Regions from separate parts of the Homo sapiens genome. Here region 2 is linked to region 1. Evidence: read pairs that join two places in POLR2A ChIA-PET (ENCODE). Cell type or tissue: A673. All regions are shown on one strand. Each heading gives the region's core, and the rest is flanking DNA. Links, peaks and the distances in the headings are about the cores only.

Region 1 (5,367 bases), core at 303-5,302:
TTCAGGCACAACCTCTATCCCATCCCCAGGCCAATGACCAAAGCCATCTCTGGCCAGATGGGAAATCTCATGGGCTGGAGGTGGCACTCGTGGGGGTTCCCAAGCTCATTGTCCAGTTCCCTGTGGACACTCCAGAGGGCTGAGCCAGTACCTTCTTCCCCCCCATCCCCCTGGGAGCTCTTGGAGCCCCATCTGCTGGGAGTCTTGCTGCCAAGGGACTCTGCTCCTTAAAATCTGCTCCCAGGGCCAAGCCCACAGGGTACCTTAGGACGAGGGGGCGAGGCCCAGCCTGGGGTGCTTTTACCAGCAGCACCGGAGCACTCATGGTGGGGGCAGGCTCCTCGGTCAGGGCTTCTGTTTGCTCACTCCAGCCCTTTCTGACCAGCTGGGCACCAGCAGCACCTTCCAGACCCCAGCACCCAGTCACAGGTCACATCACAGGAGGTCCCCACAAAGCCCCTCAGGTGTCTGCTAATGCAACAGCAGCCATCAGCAGATCCTTGGGGTGTGCAGGACCTGTGCAGAGTCCTGTAGTGACATCACCCCAGTCTGTTCTGACCACAGCCTTGAGAGGGATGTTGTTAGCCCCATTTTACAAGAGAAGAAACTGAGGTCCCAGAACAGTTCATCTAGCCAGAGGGGGGGGAGAGGGTTCTCCCTGAGCTGTCAGGGAAGACACTGGGGTGGGAACCCAGCCTGACAGTCAGGAAGGGAGGGACGTTTCCCCAGAAGGGAAGGGTGTGAGCTCAGAGGGGGAAGGAGCCACTGTCTCAGCCCTTGTGACTGGGAGGGGAGCTGTGCTGAGGAGGCCATGGGGTGGGACTGAGGTGCTGGAGCCAGGCACTGCAGCTGGCACCCAGAGGTGTGGCGATGGGTACTGTGAGACCCTGGCCCCGGGGACTGTTGAGCTGGGGTGGGGATGGGCAGCAAGGAGTCAGCAGGTTAACCGTAACACAGTGTGACCAGGGCCATGCTGGGGGAAGGGGTCTAGGGTTCCCATAAGGGAGCAGCCTGTTTCCCAGGAGGAGAGTGGGTTGCATGAGGGCTGTCAGGGAGGGCTTCAAAGAGGAGGTGACTTTTAGCTGACCTAGAGAGATGAGTTGGATTTCACCCATCAGAACTGGAGTAAGCAAAGCATGGACCCTTCCAGTGATGTGTTTCTGGGGAGCAGCATGTTTGGGGTGTCGAGAAAGAAGGATGTGGCAGTGTAAGAAGGTGCTGGAGAGCCTCTCCAGCCAGAGGATTTGTCAGCTGAGGGTGGGCTCTGTGCTGGAGTCTGTCTGCACCAGGATCGCTTTCTGCTCAGGTGATAAGGGAATGCGTGGATTCAGAGAGGGCGAGGCATATGCCTGAGGTTGCACCGCCTGTCGCTGCCGCCCGAGGGGCTTGGACTTTGTCCTGCAGGCCATGGGGAGCCAGGAAGGTTTTTAAAGTAGGGGGCAGCATATGCATTTTTAAAAAGAGTTTGCATTTTTAGAAAGAGGAACTCCCAGAATGGTTAGTACTTAGTCCAGGGGCCTGAATCACCAGCAGGAAAATTGGGCTGTGTGGGTGGGGGAAGAAGGAGGCTTCCTTGGGCTGCTTAAGTCATTCCATCCATGTGAGAGGGGTCCTGGCACCCCATTCACACTTGCCTGTGCTGGGGGTCCAACCAGAGGCAGGAGGAGCCCCCAGCAGTGCCCCTGTGGCCCCTGCTGGAAGGTATGCCGTGCCTGCCCTGGAAGCCCCACTGGTGTGGGATAGGAAGGGCAGGCAGCGCCTACCCCCGCCCCACTGTGGCTGTTAGAGGGGAGGACCCTATGCCCCAGGGGAGGAGAGCCAGAAGAGGTGCTTTGTGGCAGCCCCAGACCAGGAAGTAGCCTCTGCCCTCCCCGCTCCTGAGACATTTCCTCCAGATGAAATCACATCCCCAGCAGGGGAACAGGCCCTTATTGTGATGGGCCGGGGTCTCTAGAGAAAGGGCACCATTCAAGGCCCTTAAAAATAGCCCCAAGAGATGTATGAATTGGCCTGGAGAGTGGTGCAGCCCACCCCCAACCCTTATGCAGCACAGGCCCTGCCACCCCCACCCCAGACCTTGACTTGTTGGTGACCAGCCGGAGATTCCACCAGCCCAGGCGGGAGGGGTGGCTGGTCCAGCAAGGGGTTCCTTGCACTCCCTCCGCCTCGCCCGCCCCAGCTAAGACAGCTAGAGCCTCTGCAGACCTCTCATGTGATTCTCACCAGGACTTTAGGAGGTAGGGATAATCGACATTTTACAAATCGACATTTTACAGTTGAGGAAACTGAGGCACGACTAATAAGTCACACAGTGGGTACGTGGTAGAGCCCAGGTTCAAAACCAGCCAGCCTGGCACTTGTGTCCCAGCCTCTGTGCCTCGGATTCTATGGTGGTGGGCCGGCCACTGGTGCAGGCCTGTCACTGGGTACCCAGCAGGGTCGGCCCCCAGGAGCCCCGCCTCATACTCTAGGTAGGTACTGCTGTTGACCATGGCAATTGGCCTCAGGCTGGTCACCCTGAGGTGGGGGCAGTGGTTACCACTGGTCATATCCCTCCAGCGTCTTGACAGTCCTTCAGCCACCTCACCTCTGCAGGGCCCAGGGCCAGGTTCGGCTCACTCCTTCCAGCCTGAGAGCTGAAGCGAGCGGGCATTGTTCGGGCAGAGGAGGGGAGTGCAGAGTGAGTGTGTGTGTTGGGTGGATGGTGTGTGATCTCGAGGAGTGTTAGCTATCCTGGGTTCCATGGGTCCAAGGGTGGGAGTGAGAGGAGGGACCTCCCAGGGTGACTGAGAGGGGCCATCCATGGGGTGGACCTGAGAAGGAGATATTCTTGGCTGCTGGCAGAGGCAGGCCTGGGGGCAGGCTGGGTAGGGCCAGACCCTAGCCCTCCAGCCAGCCCCTCTGGGACAGCACTGCTCCCTCCTCCCCTGGTCTGGCCAGATCAGAGCAGGATGCGGCTCTACAGCACCTGCGGGGGCGTACTGCCCCCCCAGCCTCTAGATTCATTCCATTTCATTCTGTTCCATTCATGTGAGGGGCTCCTGGCAGCCCCGACAGCCCCCTGAGCCCGACCCAGCGCTGCACCTTACCCTCTGTGAGCTACTTGGAGACAGGGAGGGGGCGGCAATACCAGCTGTTGGCAGCTCTGTTCTGCCCCAGCCCAACTGCCACCCACGGTGCCCCAGCCCCCCCTCCTGTCCTATCGTGTCCAACCCTAATCTGAAGCTGGTGCTGTCAGCCACATGTCACAGGCACTGCTGACGCCCCGGACCCCTGCAGTCCACAGACCACCCCCCACCCCCAAAGCCCAGCCACCCCACCACCATGCTCCCTCACTCTCCACCCTTCTCCCTGCCTCCCAGAAGCTGAGCTCCGACTCCTCCTTGGAGAGAGAGTGGGATGATGTCACTTCCTGAGGGTGGGGGGAGGAGTAGGCACGACCCCGGCAGGCTAGCCCGCCAGCCCGCCAGGCCACAGCTCGCCAAGTGGCTGCACCGGGGATAGGGAGGCGGGCCGGGCGGACATGCGGGCTGGCCACCTGGCCCCACGCCCTCTCGCCCACCCTGGGGGCTATGCCCACTGGCCAAGGGAGACTTGGCTGCTTCCTCCCCGAATGATGCCGGGCTCCTCGGACACACATTTTCCCTGGAGCCGCCACTGGGGAGAGGAGGATCTGCCGCCTGCCCCGGACCAGGTGCCATGTAAGCCTCTACTGGCCCCCGGCGGGGGACAGCTGCCCACCAACTTGGTCCCCAGCCCCCTGCAGCAGTTTAGTGCAGAGCTACCCTGGAGCCCTTTATGGGTATCTCTGGGGACCTAGCTCCCTGTGGGGTCACCTCCCACCCATGCTGCTTCCTTTCTCTTTGGGATGCTAAGGAGTGAGGGCCCTGAGTTCCTGGGCACTCTTTCCTGAGCTTGCTTGGGGCTGATTTGAATTCAGCTACTTCAGAGAGTTGAAAATCCAGCTGGAAAAGCTGCATGGCTCAGGGTGGGCTTGGGAGGTATGGTTGCCAGGAGGGGTGTGACCCTGCAGGGCTTACCCCATCCTTCCAGCAGTGTGGGGTGGAAGGTGTCCCAAGCCCTACTCCTGACCCTGCACCTCAACCGTGCTCTTCCCTCCCTGGAGGCATAGCTGTGGTGGGGACTTCTGTCTGATGGGTTCAAAACCAAGTCATAGAGCACGCTCTTGGCTTCCAGCAAAGCAGGAAACTGAAGCCTTCATTCAAGAAATACTTACTGAGCACCTGCTCTATGCCAGGCACTCCTCACCTTCCATGTTTGTCAGTCCCAGCTGCCAACCATACAGGGTCCCTTGCCCCCACCTTCCCAAGGCCTTCAGCCTTCCTCCTGCCCTGCTGGGCTTTGTGCTGTTGGGTGGGCTTGTTCTTGGTCTGGGAAGCCCCTCCCTTGACTCCAAGGACAGTGTGCACTGGGCCAGGTCTAAAGATTATAGGGTTTGAGGGCTGGGCTGAGGGTCCCACTGATCCCATGAAGGAGGAAACGGGGTCTTTAATAGAGCTCAACAGTGACTGCTGGGGTAACCCCAGGTAGAAGCCGATCCCTAGTGGCCAGTACCAGTCTCGGGGGACAGGAGAGACTCCAGGGGGAAGGCTGAAGTCTGTGTCCTGCTGCTAAGGTCCTTTGTGTTGGCTCCTGCCCGGAGGTGGGTCAGCACTTCCAGTGGCCAGCTCCAAAAATGCCTGTGCTTCTGGCCACACCGGGGACTGGTCCCGTGGCCCAAGGAATGCAGTGGCCCTGGGTGCCTTCACCTCCTCAGGCAGCTATAAGGTCCTCTGCTTTCTTTCAGGAGGTGAGCACCAGGCCCACTGAGCCTCTGCAGAGCCACCAGCCATGCCCGGGATCGTGGTGTTCCGGCGGCGCTGGTCTGTGGGCAGTGATGACCTCGTCCTACCGGCCATCTTCCTCTTTCTCCTGCATACCACCTGGTGAGTCCCCAGGCCCGGGGCCACAGGCCTGGGTTTGGAGAGAAAGGTCTGGAAGGACGCTTTCTGGCCATTTGTTCCTCCCTGCTTGGGCCCAAGTCCCAACCCTGTCATGCCCCCAGCTGCCCGGAGGAGGTGCCTGAAACATCTAGCCCCTTAGGGCAATGACACCCCTGCTACCATTGCTGGACCTGACCCCAACACTGGGGGGAGTTGCTGCTACTGTCTCCCCATGGCTGACCCTGAGTCTTTTACTGGCCGCCCATGCCCTTCTAGGCATTCGATGCCAGGTGGACAATGGTCTTATGGAGGAGGTGCCTGCTGCCAGCCCTCCTTCCACTGAATCTGGGCTGGGGAAGGGCCTGCCTGCTAGTAGCATCTCGAGGTACAGGGGCCACCTGGCCTTGCTCACACGGGCGTTCCT
Region 2 (5,367 bases), core at 51-5,050, 260 kb before region 1:
CTAGTGATCTCACCCATACCGGGGTACCCATCACCACCTATGTGTGGACAGTTCTCACATCTTCCTCTAAGCTCCAGCTTGCATATCTAACTGCCAACTTGACTCCTCCTTTGAAGGAGGCTGAAAAACCCTTCAAACTCAGCCAGGCTACCCTCCCTCCCTGTTCTACTCACCAAAAACTCCCTCATCTTGAGAGCCTCAGTGAATGGCATCACCAGTCATCCAGTTGCTCAAGCTGGGAATTGTCCTAAGCTGCTCCTTCTCCCTCCATGGCCATCATCCAAGGCCTGTTGACTTAGCTTCAAAATAGTTCTTGAATCCATCACTTCTTCCCATCTCTAGCACCATCACTGTGGTGAAAGCTACTCTCATCTCTCTGATGGACAATGGGTATGGCCATCTGATCTGCCTTCATCATCTGGCATTCCCTCAAATCTGTTCTTTGCCTGCAGCTCCCAAATGAGTGTGCAGTTAACCCTTGAACAACACAGGAGTTGGGGCGCCAACCCCTGCATAGTCGAAAATCTGCATATACCTTTTGATTCTCCAAAAACTTTACTAATAGCCTACTATTGACCAGAAGCCTTACTGAGAACATAGTCGATTAACATGTATTTTATGTTATATGTATTATATACTGTATTCTTAGAGTTAGCTAGAGAAAAGAAATACTATTAAGAAAATCAGGCCAGGCACAGCATCTCACACCTGTAATTAGCTTTGGGAGGCTAAGGCAGGAGTTGGAGACCAGTCTGGACAACATGAGACCCCAGCTCTACAAAAAAAAAATGTTAAAAATTAGCCAAGTGTGGTGGCACACCTTGTAGTCCCAGCTACTGGGGATCTGGGGCAGGAGGTCGAGGCTACAGTGAGCTGTGATCACACCAGTGCACTCCAGCCTAGACAACAGAGTCAGACTCTGTCTCTTAAAAACATCATAAAGAAGAAAAAATACATTTACTATTCATTAAGTGGAAGTGGATCATCATAAAAGTCTTCATCTTTGTTGTCTTCACATTGAGTGGGCTGAGGAGGTGGAGGAAGAGGATGGGTTGGTTTTATTGTCTCAGGGGTGACAGAGGTGGAAGAAAATCTGTGTATAAGCCAGCCACAGTCGTTCACATCTGTAATCCCAGCACTTTGGGAGGCCGAGATGGGAGCTCAGGGCTGACAGAGGTGAAAGAAAATCTGTATATAGGGCCAGATGCAGTGGCTCACACCTGTAGTCCGAGCACTTTGGGAGGCTGAGGTGGGAGGATTGCTTGATTCCAGGAGTTCAAGATCAGCTTGGACAACATGGAGAGACCCTGTCTCTACAAAAAATATTTTTTAAAAAATTAGCTAGGCATGGCCGGCTGCCGTGGCTCACGGCTGTAATCCCAGCACTTTGGGAGGCTGAGGTGGGCGGATCACCTGAGGTCAGGAGTTTGAGACCATCCTGGCTAACATGGTGAAACCCTGTTTCTACTAAAAATACAACAAATTAGCCAGGCATGGTGGCATGCACCTGTAATCTTAGCTACTCGGGAGGCTGAGGCAGGAGAATTGCTTGAACTCAGGAGCCAGAGGTTGCAGTGAGCTGAGATCGCGCCATTGCACTCCAGCCTGGGCAATAAATAGAGCAGACTCTGTCTCAAAAAAAAAAAAAAAAAGGCCAGGCGCGTTGGCTCACGCCTGTAATCCCAGCACTTTGGGAGGCCGAGGCGGGCGGATCACGAGGTCAGGAGATCGAGACCATCCTGGCTAACACGGTGAAACCCCATCTTTACTAAAAAAAAAAAAAAAAAAATTAGCTGGGTGTGGTGGCGGGAGCCTGTAGTCCCAGCTACTCAGGAGGCTGAGGCAGGAGAATGGCGTGAACCTGGGAGGCGGAGCTTGCAGTGAGCCAAGATCATGCCACTGCACTGCAGCCTGGGTGTCAGAGTGAGACTCCGTCTCAAAAAAAAAAAAAAAAAAAAAAAAGAGCTAGGCATGGTGGCACACACCTGTGGTCCCAGCTACTTGGGAAGCTGAGGTGAGCAGATTGCTTGAGCCCCATGGGTTGAGCCTGCAGTGAGCAATAATCACACCCCTGCACCCCAGCCTGTGCAACAGAATGAGACCGTGTCTCTAAAAAAACAAAAGAAAAATTGGTATATAAGTGGACGCATGCAGTTCAAACTTACTGTTCAAGAGTCACATGTATTTCAATACGCTGGTCTGAACATGTCTTCCACTTCCTTAAAACCCTTCTATGGCTGCTCATTGCTGTTAAGAAAATGAAAATTCTTAACACGACCTACAGTGGCCCACTGCAACCTTGACTTCCCAGACTCAAGGGATCCTCCCACCTCAGCCTCCCAAGTAGGCTAATTTATTTATTTTTTTATTTGTAGAGATAGAGGTCTCACTATGTTGCCCAGGCTGGTCTTGAACTCCTGGGCTCAACCGATCCTCCTACCTTGGCCTCCCAAAATGCCAGGCTTATAGGCATGAGCTACCGCACCCGGCCTAACTTCTCCATTTTATTTATTTATTTGTTTGTTTATTTATTTATTTATTTACTTTTGAGATGGAGTCTGGCTCTGTCACCCAGGCTGGAGTGCAGTGGTGCAATCTCGGCTCACTGCAACCTCCGCCTCCCAGGCTCAAGCGATTCTCGTGCCTCAGCCTCCCAAGTAGCTAGGACTACAGATGCCACAACCACGCCCAGCTAATTTTTTGTATTTTAGTAGAGACAGGATTTCACCATGTTGCCTAGGGTGGTCTCACACTCCTGAGCTCAGGCGATCCACCTGCCTCGGCTTCCCAAAGTGCTGGGATTACAGATGTGAGCCACCACACCCGGCTTCCATTTTTTTTTTTTTTTTTTTTGAGATGGAGTCTTGCTCTGTCACCCAGGCTGGAGTGCAGTGGCACGATCTCGGCTCACTGCAAGCTCCGCCTCCCGGGTGCATGCCATTCTCCTGCCTCAGCCTCCCAAATAGCTGGGACTACAGTCGCCCGCCACCACGCCCAACTAATTTTTTGTATTTTTAGTAGAGATGGAGTTTCACCGTGTTAGCCAGGATGATCTCGATCTCCTGACCTCGTGATCCACCCACTTCGGCCTCCCAAAGTGCTGGGATTATGGGTGTGAACCACCGCGCCCAGCCCCGGCCTCCATTTTAAATCCATATGGTGGTTCTCCCATGGATGCTTATCTCCCCACGAGAATTTTAAGCCCCATGAAGACAAGGACTAGATCTTTCTTTTGTTCACTTTATATCCTGGTGCCTAGCATAGCCCTTGGCATATAGAGGGTGCTCCTAATTATTTAAGAAACGAGTATGGTTCATGCCTGTAATCCCAGCACTTCGGGAGGCCAAGGCGGGCAGATTGCTTCAGGCCAGGGGTTCGAGACCAGCCTGGCCAACATGGTGAAACCACGTCTCTACTAAAAATACAAAAAGCCGGGCATGGTGGTATATGCCTGTAGTCCCAGCTACTGGGGAGGCTGAGGCAGGAGAATGGCTTGAACCTGGGAGGCAGAGGTTGCAGTAAGTCAAGATTGCACCACTACACTCCAGCCTGGGCAGGCAACAGAGTGAGGCTCCATCTCAAAAAAAAAAAGTAAAAATAAAATCAATTGATGGATCCATCTGATTTCAGAACTCAGAGTAAACCTTTCTAACAGTGAGAGCTGTACGGGTGCAGGAGTCAGAGGCCTCCTGGGCCTCCCGCTGTGATGAGAGATTTTTTTTCCCCTCCCAAGTTCAGTGTGCCTGAAGGATTAGTGCCAGCTTTCCAGGTGGCTGGATGCCCTGTGGCTGGGGAGAAGAGTTTTAATGAATTAGATCTGTCTCTCTTGTGCAAAGTGGAGAGTTCTTGGTTCTCTGCCCAGGCCTCTGGAAGACCTGGGATGTTAAAAGAAGCAAACTCCCAAACCCAGGCGTGCTCCAGGAAATAGAAGCTGCATCACATAGTCCTGGAGCCTGGGGCTCCAAGATCCATCCACCCCCACTGAGGGCGGGCATTACATTTCTCATGAGGAGGATGTCCTGGAGAAGCAGAAATAGTTGGCCATCCTAAGTAACTGTGTGGGTGCTCAGTACTGGCTCTCTCTGCTTCCTTACTCCCCATTCAATCTGGTGGGCCTTCTTTGACTCTCTCCCACTGCCTAGCCCCAGTGCACACACATATACTCCCTGCTCCAGTTGTATTCTTCAAACTGTTTTCCCAGATGGGAATGTCCTCTGCCTTTCTCCCCTCAGTGCGAGGGAGGTGCCGCTTACTGAGGCCTCCAAACTACACTCTCCCTGGGTTCTCTCATTCATACTCACAAACCTCCCTTCGGAGATTATATCATCCCATTTCCTACATGAGGCTTGTCCAAGGTCACACCGCTAGGAGGCAGCAGGGCTGAAATTTAAACCCAGGTTGCCCTAGAGATTGCGTTGTTCCCAACACCCTACTCATCCTCCCAGACTTAGCCTGTTCACTCATTACCTTCATGAGCACTGTGGGATCTGTGACCATTTATTCTGATATTTACTTAGTCTCTTTTCTTAAATAGAGCCCCTTTTTTATTTAAATGAATTACTTTTAAAAGGAAACTATATGACAACTGTAAATGAAAAAATCTCATCAATAGTGTCTCTTGCCAAAATTAAAACTCTAAAAACAAATACATTCAATGTTACTTTTTTTTTTTAACATTTTACTATAAAAAAATTCAAACATACAGCTAAAGTTGGAAGAGTTTTACAGTGAGCACTGGTATAGCCTCCACCTAGTTTCTACCTTTAACTTTTTTTTTTGAGACAGGGTCTCACTCTGTTGCCGAGGCTGGTGATCACAGCTCATTGTAGCCTCAACCTCCTGGGCTCGAGTGATCCTCCCATCTCAGCCTCCCAAATAGCTGGGACTACAGGCATGCACCACCACACGCGGGGTTTTACCATGTTGCCCAGGCTGGTCTCGAACCCCTGGGCTCAACCGATCCGCCTATCTCTGCCTCTTAAAGTGCTGAGATTACAGGCATGGGCCACTGCACCGGCCTACTCTTAATTTTTTACTCTGCTGGGCTCTTCACATATCAGTTTATCTTTCCATCCCTCTCTCCACCCATTTATTCATCTCCTTTTTGGTACATTTCAAAGCAAATTATAGACATCAGAGCACTCTTGCTAAAAGCTTCACAATGTATGTTATTAACTAGAATTCAATATTTAAAGTTTATTCTTTTGCTGTAAAATTTACATACAGTGAAATTCACAAAAATCTTAAGTGTATGTTTGCTGAGTTTTGAAAGGCTTATACCAGACTCTTATTGAAATGGAGAAATTGGGCCAGGCGCAGTGGCTCATGCTTGTAATTCCAGCACTTTGAGAGGCTGAGGCAGGCGGA

Evidence for each region. ChIA-PET counts read pairs that join two places held together with the same protein. Peaks named below come from ENCODE experiments on the same cell type or tissue, not always from the same donor. Only the 100,000 strongest peaks of a DNase experiment are listed, where the experiment ranks them.
Region 2: POLR2A ChIA-PET joins it to region 1 with 6 read pairs; 2 of 35 experiments call an interaction of 5 or more read pairs at or near these places.

What each region holds. Positions count from the first base shown.
Region 1 is chr11:61,715,305-61,720,671 of GRCh38, forward strand. It overlaps DAGLA (diacylglycerol lipase alpha), which reads left to right. Exons shown (of 20, transcript NM_006133.3): 2 at 4,808-4,946. The coding sequence starts at 4,852. Among named protein-coding and RNA genes, the nearest start is that of MYRF, 35 kb to the right of the region's middle. RefSeq lists enhancers at 1-496, 497-1,282, 2,069-2,854, 2,855-3,641, 3,642-4,427 and 1 more. In A673, for the core only: no CTCF peak of the experiment used is centred there; a DNase peak (open chromatin) is centred at 3,397; H3K4me3 peaks cover 1,742 bases; H3K27ac peaks cover 2,405 bases.
Region 2 is chr11:61,456,786-61,462,152 of GRCh38, forward strand. No RefSeq gene overlaps it. Among named protein-coding and RNA genes, the nearest start is that of SAXO4, 22 kb to the right of the region's middle. RefSeq lists a silencer at 1,662-1,843. In A673, for the core only: no CTCF peak of the experiment used is centred there; no DNase peak of the experiment used is centred there.